Regions from separate parts of the Homo sapiens genome. Here region 2 is linked to region 1. A link is an interaction called in ENCODE POLR2A ChIA-PET data of the cell type or tissue named here. Cell type or tissue: B cell. All regions are shown on one strand.

Region 1 (5,000 bases):
AGCAAATGGTTTTCTCTATAACACTCAACACTTCCAGCACCAGATGTGTGGGGTTTTTCCCACACCAACCCCCTCTTCAACTCTCCAGGCATCAACTGGGGGTTCCACAATTCAACTATGACACAAATGACGTGAGCTTAGAGCAGACCCCACAGGCTTAGTATCACAAGACTTCCCCCCATTTCGGTTGCCAATCTCAAGTAGTGGGTCCCTAGTTTACTCAGACTTCTGTCTGACTTGACTACAAATCGAGGCTCCCATGACCCCTTTTCTAGGTCCAATAATTTGCTATGATGGCTTACAAAACTCAAGGAAACATTTTCAGTTACTAGTTTATTATAGAGAATGTGATAGAGGATATACCTGGCCAGCCAGATGAACAGGTACATAGGGCAAGGTGCAGAAGCGTCTGAATACAGGAGCTTCTGTCCCCGGGGAGCAGGGGTGCGCCACACCCCCAGCATGTGGGCGTTTACTAGCCTGCAAGTTCAGAGATTTTTATGGAGATTTTCTTTCTTTCTTTCTTTCTTTCTTGAGACGGAGTCTCGCTCTTTCGCCCAGGCTGGAGTGCAGTGGCACGATCTCGGCTCACTGCAAGCTCTGTCTCCCAGGTTCACACCATTCTCCTGCCTCAGCCTCCCAAGAAGCTGGGACTACAGGCGCCCGCCACCACGCCTGGCTAATTTTTTGTATTTTTTTTTAAGTAGAGACGGGGTTTATCCATGTTAGCCAGGATGGTCTCGATCTCCTGACCTCGTGATCCGCCCGCCTCGGCCTCCCAAAGTTCTGGGATTACAGGCGTGAGCCACTGCGCCCGGCCTTTCCTTCTTTCTTTTTCTTTTCTTTTTTCTTTCTTTTTTTTTTTTTTTTTGAGACGGAGTCTCGCTGTGTCACCCAGGCTGGAGTGCAGTCTCGGCTCACTGCGAGCTCCGCCTTCTGGGTTCACGCCATTCTCCTGCCTCAGCCTCCTGGGAGTAGCTGGGACTACAGGCGCCCACCACCACACCAGGCTAATTTCTTTGTATTTTTAGTAGAGATGGGGTTTCACCATGTTAGCCAGGATGGTCTTGATCTCCTGACCCGGTGATCCGCCTGCCTTGGCCTCCCAAAGTGCTGGGATTACAGGCGTGAGCCACTGCGCCCAGCCTTTTTTTTTTTTTTTTTTTTTTTTTTTTTGAGACAGCATCTTGCTCTGTCACTACTCAGGCTGGAGTGCAGAGGCATGATCACGACTCACTGCAGCCTCAACTTCCAGAGGCTTAAGTGATCCTCCTGCCTCAGCCTCCCAAAGTGCTAGGTTTACAGACTGAGTCCCCACACTCTGCCTTTATGGAGACTTCTTCATGCAGGCGTGATCCATTATTAACTTAATCTCCAGCCCTTTCCCCTCACCCAGAAGACGGAGGGTGAGGCTGAAAGTTTCAGGATGCTAATCATGGTTTGGTCATTCTGGTGACCAGCCCCCATCCTGAAGCTATCCAAGAGCCCACCAAGTTTGGCTTCATTAGAACAATAGGTCTTCCTGTCACCCAGAAAATTCCAAAGGATTAGGCGCTCGTATTAGGAGACAGGGTCAAAGACCAAATGGTAGAACGAAAGATGCTCCTAACATTTTTTGCTTTAGAAACTGCAAAGGTTTTAGGAGCTCTGGCCAGAAGCCAGGGGCAACAAAGATCAAAATGTATATTTCTATTTTTTTTTTTTTTTGACACAGAGTCTCGCTCTGTCACCCAGGCTGGAGGGCAGTGGTGCGATCTTGGCTCACTGCAGCCTCCGCCTCGCGGGTTCAAGTGATTCTCCTTCTCAGCTTCCCGAGTAGCTGGAATTACAGGCATGTGCCACCATGCCCAGCTAACTTTTGTATTTTTAGTAGAGACGGCGTTTCACTGTGTTGGCCAGGCTGCTCTCAAACTCCTGGCCGAAAGTGATCTGCCCACTTTGGCCTTCTAAAGTGCTGGGATTACAGGCGTGAGCCACCATGCCCGGCCTATTTCTTATTATGTCACAATATCACATCCTATCAGCAGGAGGGAGAAAAGAAAGATAAATGTTTGCCCTCTCCCTTTAAGAAAACTGCCTGGACTGGACACTGTAGCTCACCCCTGTAATCGTAACTACTCGAAGGCTGAGGCCGGAGGATCGCTTGAGCCCAGGAGTTCAAGTTTGCAGTGAACTGTAATCATGCCACTATACTCTAGCCTGGGCAACAGAGCAAGCCTCCATCTCTTACACACACACACACACACACACACACACACACACACACTTCCAAGAGGTTGCATGGGCTACTTCAGCTTGGCCAGAACTTATTTTCATGGCCATCCCTAATAACACAGGAAGTTAGGAAATGTCTTCATTCTGGATGTCACATGGCAGGAAGAATCAGATACAGGAAGAGGGTAGAATGGCTTTGAGGGGGGCGGGACTTCTGGTAGTCTCTGCTTCAGTCTTTGAAAATGGAAGCACAGTAGTGAATGTTATAGTTGACTGTGCAATACTCACTTTACCCTGATCATGGTATATTCAGGGTGGACAGACCTGGGCCCATCTGGGCCCACCTGGGCCAAGGAGATGCATGCCAGAGGGTGCGTGTGTGCGTGCACGTGTGTGTGTGCATGCACACGCACACTTAGAAAACCATAGGAAAGGCCAGGAGCAGTGGCTCACACCTGTAATCCCAGCACTTTGGGAGGCCGAGGCAGGCGGATCACCTGAGTTCAGGAGTTCGAGACCAGCCCGGCCTAAAGGGCGAAACCCCGTCTCTACTAAACATACAAAATTAGCCAGGTGTGGTGGCGCAGGCCTGTAGTCCCAGCTACTAGGGAGGCTGAAGTAGGAGAATCGCCTGAACCTGGGAGGCAGAGGTGGCAGTGAGCCAAGATTGCACCACTGCACTCCAGCCTGGGGAGACAGAGTGAGACTCTGTCTCAAAAAAAAAAAAAAAAAAAAAAAGCAAAAGCAAAAGCAAAAGCAAAGCAAACCACAAGAAAGCATGAATAGGAAATTGTCAGGCCTCTGAGCCCAAACTAAGCCATCATATCTCCTGTGCTGCACGAATACATCCAGATGGCCTGAAGCAACTGAAGATCCACAAAAGAAGTGAAAATAGCCTTAACTGATGACATTCCACCACTGTGATTTGTTTCTGCCCCACCCTAACTGATCAATGTACTTTATAATCTCCCCCACCCTTAAGAAGGTTCTTTGTAATTCTCCCCACCCTTGAGAATGTACTTTGTGAGATCCACCCCCTGCCTGCAAAACATTGCTCCTAACTCCACCGCCTATCCCAAAACCTAAAGGAACTAGTGGTAATCACGCCACCCTTTGCTGACTCTCTTTTCGGACTCAGCCCGCCTGCACCCAGGTGAAATAAACAGCCTTGCTGCACACACAAACCCTGTTTGGTGGTCTCCTCACACAACGCATGAGACAGAAATGTATCATATATCATATCCATTGCTCTGGCAACCATCTTACCTTAGGATGGTTGAATGAAGGATGAAGCCACCTCCGCAAATGGCAGAGAAAGAGAAGAAAAGATTTTGGGTGCTTGAGAAATTTAGCGGCTTGAGCCACTACATCAACCAGCCCTGAAGCTGAACCGTGTTGCAAACGTCCTGTTTTGTGAGCTAATGAGTCTCCTTATTGTCTCCGCTAGTCTGAGTTAGACCAGCTGCTGAAATCGTGATAACTGATGTAAACTCTAATAAAATGTAAGGTAATTTTTGACCAGCAGAGCATAAACCTCAACATCTGACTGGTCCCAGCAGATTTAGGCACCCTTATCTCCTTTTAGCTTTAGGAATTTCATTTGGGATTCAAATGGCTTTATCTGACAGGAACATATGCATAGCTGTTTCCAGGTAGGCTCTGATGGCCTGTATTTGATGGAGTAAGATTGGTTTTACATTTAAGAAAGGTTAAAGTAGAGGGGAACAGGCATTCTCATACATTATTGGTGGGGATATAAATTGGCTCACTCTTTTTTGGGAGGGTAATTTTTTTAAAAATGTAAATGTACATATTTTAGATTCAGTGGTTCTAATCTAAGCATTAATCCTACAACTATGTTTGTAAAAGCACACTGTATGCGCTTCAGATTCAAGCTTCTTGGTAAGACAAAAAACATTTTTAAGAAGAAAAGAAATACGAGTATACTATATATGCACCCAAGGCTGTTTATTGTGGCAATGTGTGTAGTAGCAAGTACTGAAAATAACCTAAATGTCTATTGGTAGGAATCTGTTGAAATCATAGCACACTATGATCTTACAACGCAATGGTTTAAAAAAATGAGGAGGCTGGGTACAGTGGCTCGCGCCTGTAATCCCAGCACTTTGGGAATCTGAGGCAGCAGGATCGCTTGAGCCTAGGAGTTCAAGACCAGCCTGAACGACATGGCAAGAACTCATCTCTAGGGAAAAAAAAAATTAAATAATTTAAAATATGGGGCCAGGCGTGGTGGCTCATGTCTATAATCTCAGCACTTTGGGAGGCCGAGGCAGGTGGATCACCTGAGGTTGGGAGTTCGAGACCAGCCTGGCCAACATAGAGAAACCCCGTCTCTACTAAAAATACAAAATTATCCTGTAATCCCGCATACCTGTAATCCCAGCTACTCGGGAGGATGAGGCAGGAGAATTGCTTGAACCTGGGAGGTGGAGGTTGCAGTGAGTAGAGGTTGCACCACTGCACTCCAGCCTGGGCAACAAGAGCAAAACTCTGTCTCAAAAAAAATTTTTTTAATATAAGGTAATCTACATCTTCTGATATGGAAAGAGGTCTATCTAGAGGTCTATCTATATATTCCCCTAATATATGTATTAACTAAAGAGTGTGGGTGTGTGTGTATATATAAAAGATAAGTTGTAATAGATAATATATAACATGTATTATTTAATATATTAACTTTTCTTTGTAATACATGTTAACTAAACTATATTACACATATATGTATGTTACATTTTATATTGTTACTGGAATACATATATTTATAT
Region 2 (5,000 bases), 1.3 Mb before region 1:
TTTGTAAGCCAATTGAAGACATTTACATAAAAGACAGTTATAATTTAGTTCATTGCCTTCATCCAAGATAGAGTAACTTTATCAAAGGTCACTATCATATCAAGTGAAACTAAGTTTGGAACAGATGCACTTGTCTCTTCTATACTTAGCTCCATAAGGTGCTACTACATGGACTATTCTTTATTCTTATAATTTTTTTTCTTTTTTTTTTTTTTTAGATACAGGGTACAGGGTCTCACTCTGTCGCCCAGGCTGGAGTGCAGTGGCGCAATCATAGCTCACTGCAGCCTCAAACTTCTGGGCTCAAATGATCCTCTCACCTCAGCCTCCTTGGTAGCTGGGACTACAAGTATGCACCACCACGCTCAGCTAATTTTTTATTTTTTGTATAGACAAGGTCTCATATTAATTCTCACTATGTTCAGGCTGGTCTTGAACTCCTGGGCTCAAGCCATCCTCCAGCTTTGGCCTCCCAAAGTGCTGGGATTACAGGTGTAAGCCACTGTGTCTGACCTAGTCTTAGAAATTATAGATTATTCTTTTACTTCCTTTACTTAGCAATTTGGAAAAAGTAAATTTTAGAGTTCAACATCCTTCATTCAATTTTTTTCTCATGCTCATAAAAATTTTTTTCAACCACAAACTAAACCATCTTATAAATATTTAGTATTGTAATTGCTGAAAACAACCAACACAGGAAATGGCTCTTAAAACTTTATTTAAAGTCATATAATCCAACTGAAAAATAAAACCAAGGTTTAAATTTAATCTCTTAAATCTGGGCGCGGTAGCTCACTCCTGTAATCCCAGCACTTTGGAAGGCCGAGGAAGGTGGATCAACTGGGTCTGGAGTTTGATACCAGCCTGGCCAACATGGTGAAACCCCATCTCTACTAAAAATACAAAAAATTACAGGCGTGGTGGCGGGCGCCTGTAATCCCAGCTATTCGAGAGGCTGAGGCAGGACAATCTCTTGAACCCGGAAGGCGGAGGGTGCAGTGAGCCGAGATTGTGCCACTGCACTCTAGCCTGGGCAACAAGAGCAAAATTCCGTCTCAAAAACAAAATATAAAATTAAATAAATAAATAAATTTAATCTCTTAAAAGAAGCAACATATCTATATGAACTAATAGCAAAATACACAGCCTATGGGAATGAGATTTTTATAAAAAGCTGTTTATAAAAACAGCTGTATTTCCTCACGAGCTGTTCAGTACCTCAACATTGCGTTTCACAAAGGTCTTTGTCACTCTCAGCATGTGAGTGTACTCTATCAGTTCCAGCAAGTTTTTCCTCAGTTTCTCCTTGTTCTTAGTGACTTCTCTCAGTTCAACCTCGAGCTTCTGCAACTGCTCCTAAAACAAAACAATGGTTACTTAAGAGGGTAGTAATTAGTTCCAAGTGTAATTCCAATAATCTTCATGCAGTATACCAAAAACAGTGGGTTTTTTTGTTTTGTTTTTTTCTTTTTTTTTTTTTTGAGATGGAGTCTCCCTCTGTCGCCCAGGCTGGAGTGCAGTGGCATGATCTCGGCTCACTGCAACCTCCACCTCCTGGGTTCAAGCGATTCTCTTGCCTCAGCCTCCCCGAGTAGCTGGGACTACAGGTGCGCATCACCACGCCCAGCTAATTTTTTTTTGTATTGTTAGTAGAGACGAGGTTTCACCATGTTGGCCAGGCTGGTCTTGAACTCTTGACCTCAGGTAATCCACCCGCCTCGGCCTCCCTGTCTCTACTAAGAATACAAAAAAATTAGCTGGGCATGGTGGCATGTGCCTGTAATCCCAGCTACTCAGGAGGCTGAGGCAGAAGAATCACGTGAACCCAGGAGATGGAGGTTGCAGTGAGCCAAGATCGTGTCACTGCACTCCAGCTTGGGTGACAGAGCAAGACTCCTTCTCAAAGTAAATAAATAAATAGGCTCATTTATTGTTTCATATTAATTCAGGTAATTTCTGTGAAGTTCACACCACATATTAGCTAAAACATTCCGAAGGCTGTGATGAGCGTGAGACCCCCAAGACTGGCCCTCGTCTCTAACCACAGGTGCTGTCATTTCTCGGATTTCCTTTGTCTGCTTATTCATATCACACATCAAAGACTCTTCCTCTTTAAGTCTACATTTCCTTTTTTTGCAACACAGAATATATTTAGATAATCTTTTCTAACTTATTTTCCTAGTCTCTAGCATATGAGTTACTATGCACTCACATTTACACAATTAATTGAGGATAAAAATTCATGACAATTGGCCAGGCGTGGTGGCTCACGCCTGTAATCCCAGCACTTTGGGAAGCCAAGGTGGGTGGATCACGAGGTCAGGAGTTCGAGACCAGCCTGGCCAAGATGGTAAAACCCCATCTCTACTAAAAATACAAAAATTAGCCAGGCATGGTGGCACGTGCCTATAATCCCAGCTACTTGGGAGGCTGAGGCAGGAGAATTGCTTGAACCCGGGAGGCACAGGCTGCAGTGAGCCGAGATCGCACCACTACATGCACTCTAGCCTGGGCGACAGAGCAAGACTCTGTCTCAAAAAAAAAAAAAAATTCATGAGAATCTTTAATAATTAGTTACATACTAAACATCCTTAAAAATACTTAAGTATTAAAATAACAGAAGCAAAAATCCGTAAGGCAAATCATTGAGTCAATGAAAACTTGTATTCAAACAAATCACTTAATATACTATATTCATTACTTCTGCTTTGCCTTACAAGCACTGTACACAGTCATCACTATGTTTGTAATTACATCACAAGCGACCCATCGAACAGGCCAATCCAGATGACTGCTGTTACTCATCTGGTTGGAGAGTTCTCTCTGGAGTCTCCTGCACCAAGTAATGAAAGACTTCCTCCCGAATAAACAAACAGAGGAGCCCGCAACTGAATGGCTTCAGTTACACAACGATAATTGTTTTAGAAGAGTTATCAAGAGCTCCAGCCTACTTCACAGGGTGAGGAACGAATTCACCGAGGATGCTAATAAGCAGCACAGGTGAGTGTTCTCACCGGGGACACATGTATCCCCAGCACACCAGCCAGGGAACTCAGGGTGACAGAACGCTGCTTGCTGCCCACCCGAGACAACCCATGGACTGCATACCAGCTTCCAAAATTTAGAGGGGAAGGGCCAGGGTAAATGTGGGAGGACTGTGAAGGCACAACACCGAAGCCTCAATTCCTTGCACAAGAAGAGGCAGCTAAGGCATGGGTGACCCTGGGATGAGCTTTCTGAAACAGTACAGGATCATGAACTGTTCTGATCCATCAATCAGGCTTGATGGCCTGATTCTTGTTGCCTCTGTTCACCACCACCTGGAAAGGAAGCATATGCCTTACACTGTAAAAGAAAACTGAATTACTGTTAAAATTTAACACAGATAATCTATTACTGAGGGTTAATCATAATAGCGGTCTTTAATCTCTCTGCCTAGAGAGATCACCATCTTCCATAGTTTTGAGAAGAAAGGCAGAAAAGCATTAGACAACATGAAATAAGTAAGTAAGCAGCCCCCAAGATCAATGGCTGCAACCAGCTTCGTCAGAAGCAAGTTACCTGCATTTCTAGAACCTGTTTCAGGGGTGGCGCAGGAGGGCTGGCCTCTCCTTCAGGAAGGGGAATATCAGCTCTATTAATTTCCTGTACCAAATACACTGTGAAAATAAAAGTTAAACAATTAGATACTAAAATGTACTATAATACATTTCAGTCAGAAACATTTTAAAGCCCAATGTTTCCCAAGCCATCTAAAAATCAATGTCTAAATGCACAAAAATCTTGCTTGTCCCAACTGACTTACTGGTCACTTTTTGCAACCTTGTTTCCAAAAATAATGCTGCCTAGAGAGATCTGCATGCAGTGACAAAATAAACAACAACCTCTTCTATTTCTTAGTGACTTAAAAAATAAATAAATAGAATGAACAACAACCTGGATAAACCTTTTCTGAAATTCCACCCATTTTTTTCATTTCTAATATTCTAGTGAAAGAACTTTTGAGTCGCAGCCATCTACAGGGGCAGAATGAAGCAGAGGTTAGGGGCGCACTTGGAAGTGCAGGAATTACCCAAGTGATAGACCTACAATAGCCCCTATGGGAGCTGGCAACATGATTTCTCGCAGATGCCCTCAGAAAGAAAAGGGCATCCATCAGTCCAACAAGAAAATCACAACCACTACCAGGAAACCCACCCAGCACCAAGAGCCAGGCTCTCTTGCAGCTCCCAGTCAGCCCTGAGGCTGTGGCTGAGGACAACCTGCACTGTTTCACCACTGAAGTTAAAAACTAGATTCAGAAGCCTGGCTGGGTCTTGCAATTGCTGCCCTCGGCAGCCTGGGGGGCAAGTGTCAGGGCAGCCCTAGAAATGGGCAAGTTCATGAAACCTGGGAAAATGGTGCCAGTCGTGGCCGGACACTACTCTGGACACAAAGCCAATCCTCATGAAGAAAACTGATGATGGCACCTCAGACCACACCTGCAGCCACCCTCTGGTGGCTAAAAAAGACCATTATTCCCACAGTGACAGCTGCCATGGGCAAGAAGATTGCCAAGAGGTCAAAGGTCAAGTCTTTTGTGAAGGTTTATAACTATAATGACCTCATGCCCACAGAGTACCCTGTGACCATCCCCTTAGACAAAACCACCAGGTTTTCAGAGACCCTGCTCTTAAATGCAAGGCCCAGTGGGAGGCCAAGATCAAGTTCAAAGAGTGGAACAAGACTGGCAAGAACAAGTGGTTCTTCCAGAAGCTGTGGTTTTAGATGTTTTTTGTTTCAGTCATTAAAACAAAACAAAACAAAACAAAACAAAACACCTAGATTCATGAAACTAATAGTACACCAGCCAAAACTAACTACTTTATTTGGTTTATGTTTTCGATTCCATGAAGCATCCCTTTCCTTAGGCTAAAAGTCACAATATCTGTTAGTCATTATCAGGCCTAATATTTAGAAGTGTTACTAACTGGTTTACAGAGGGAGAGAGGCAGGTAAAG

The links. Peaks named below come from ENCODE experiments on the same cell type or tissue, not always from the same donor. Only the 100,000 strongest peaks of a DNase experiment are listed, where the experiment ranks them.
Region 2: POLR2A ChIA-PET joins it to region 1 with 7 read pairs; 1 of 35 experiments calls an interaction of 5 or more read pairs at or near these places.

What each region holds. Positions count from the first base shown.
Region 1 is chr12:122,451,498-122,456,497 of GRCh38, reverse strand. No RefSeq gene overlaps it. Among named protein-coding and RNA genes, the nearest start is that of CLIP1, 31 kb to the right of the region's middle. In B cell, no CTCF peak of the experiment used is centred here; a DNase peak (open chromatin) is centred at 2,990; H3K27ac peaks cover 1,486 bases.
Region 2 is chr12:123,721,010-123,726,009 of GRCh38, reverse strand. ATP6V0A2 (ATPase H+ transporting V0 subunit a2) reads right to left here. Exons shown (of 20, transcript NM_012463.4): 3 at 3,562-3,659; 4 at 1,219-1,356. It overlaps LOC105370042 (a long non-coding RNA gene), which reads left to right and starts at 2,920. Exons shown (of 3, transcript XR_945477.4): 1 at 2,920-3,000. It also overlaps the pseudogene RPL27P12. RefSeq lists a silencer at 4,193-4,373. In B cell, no CTCF peak of the experiment used is centred here; a DNase peak (open chromatin) is centred at 2,049; H3K4me3 peaks cover 416 bases; H3K27ac peaks cover 433 bases.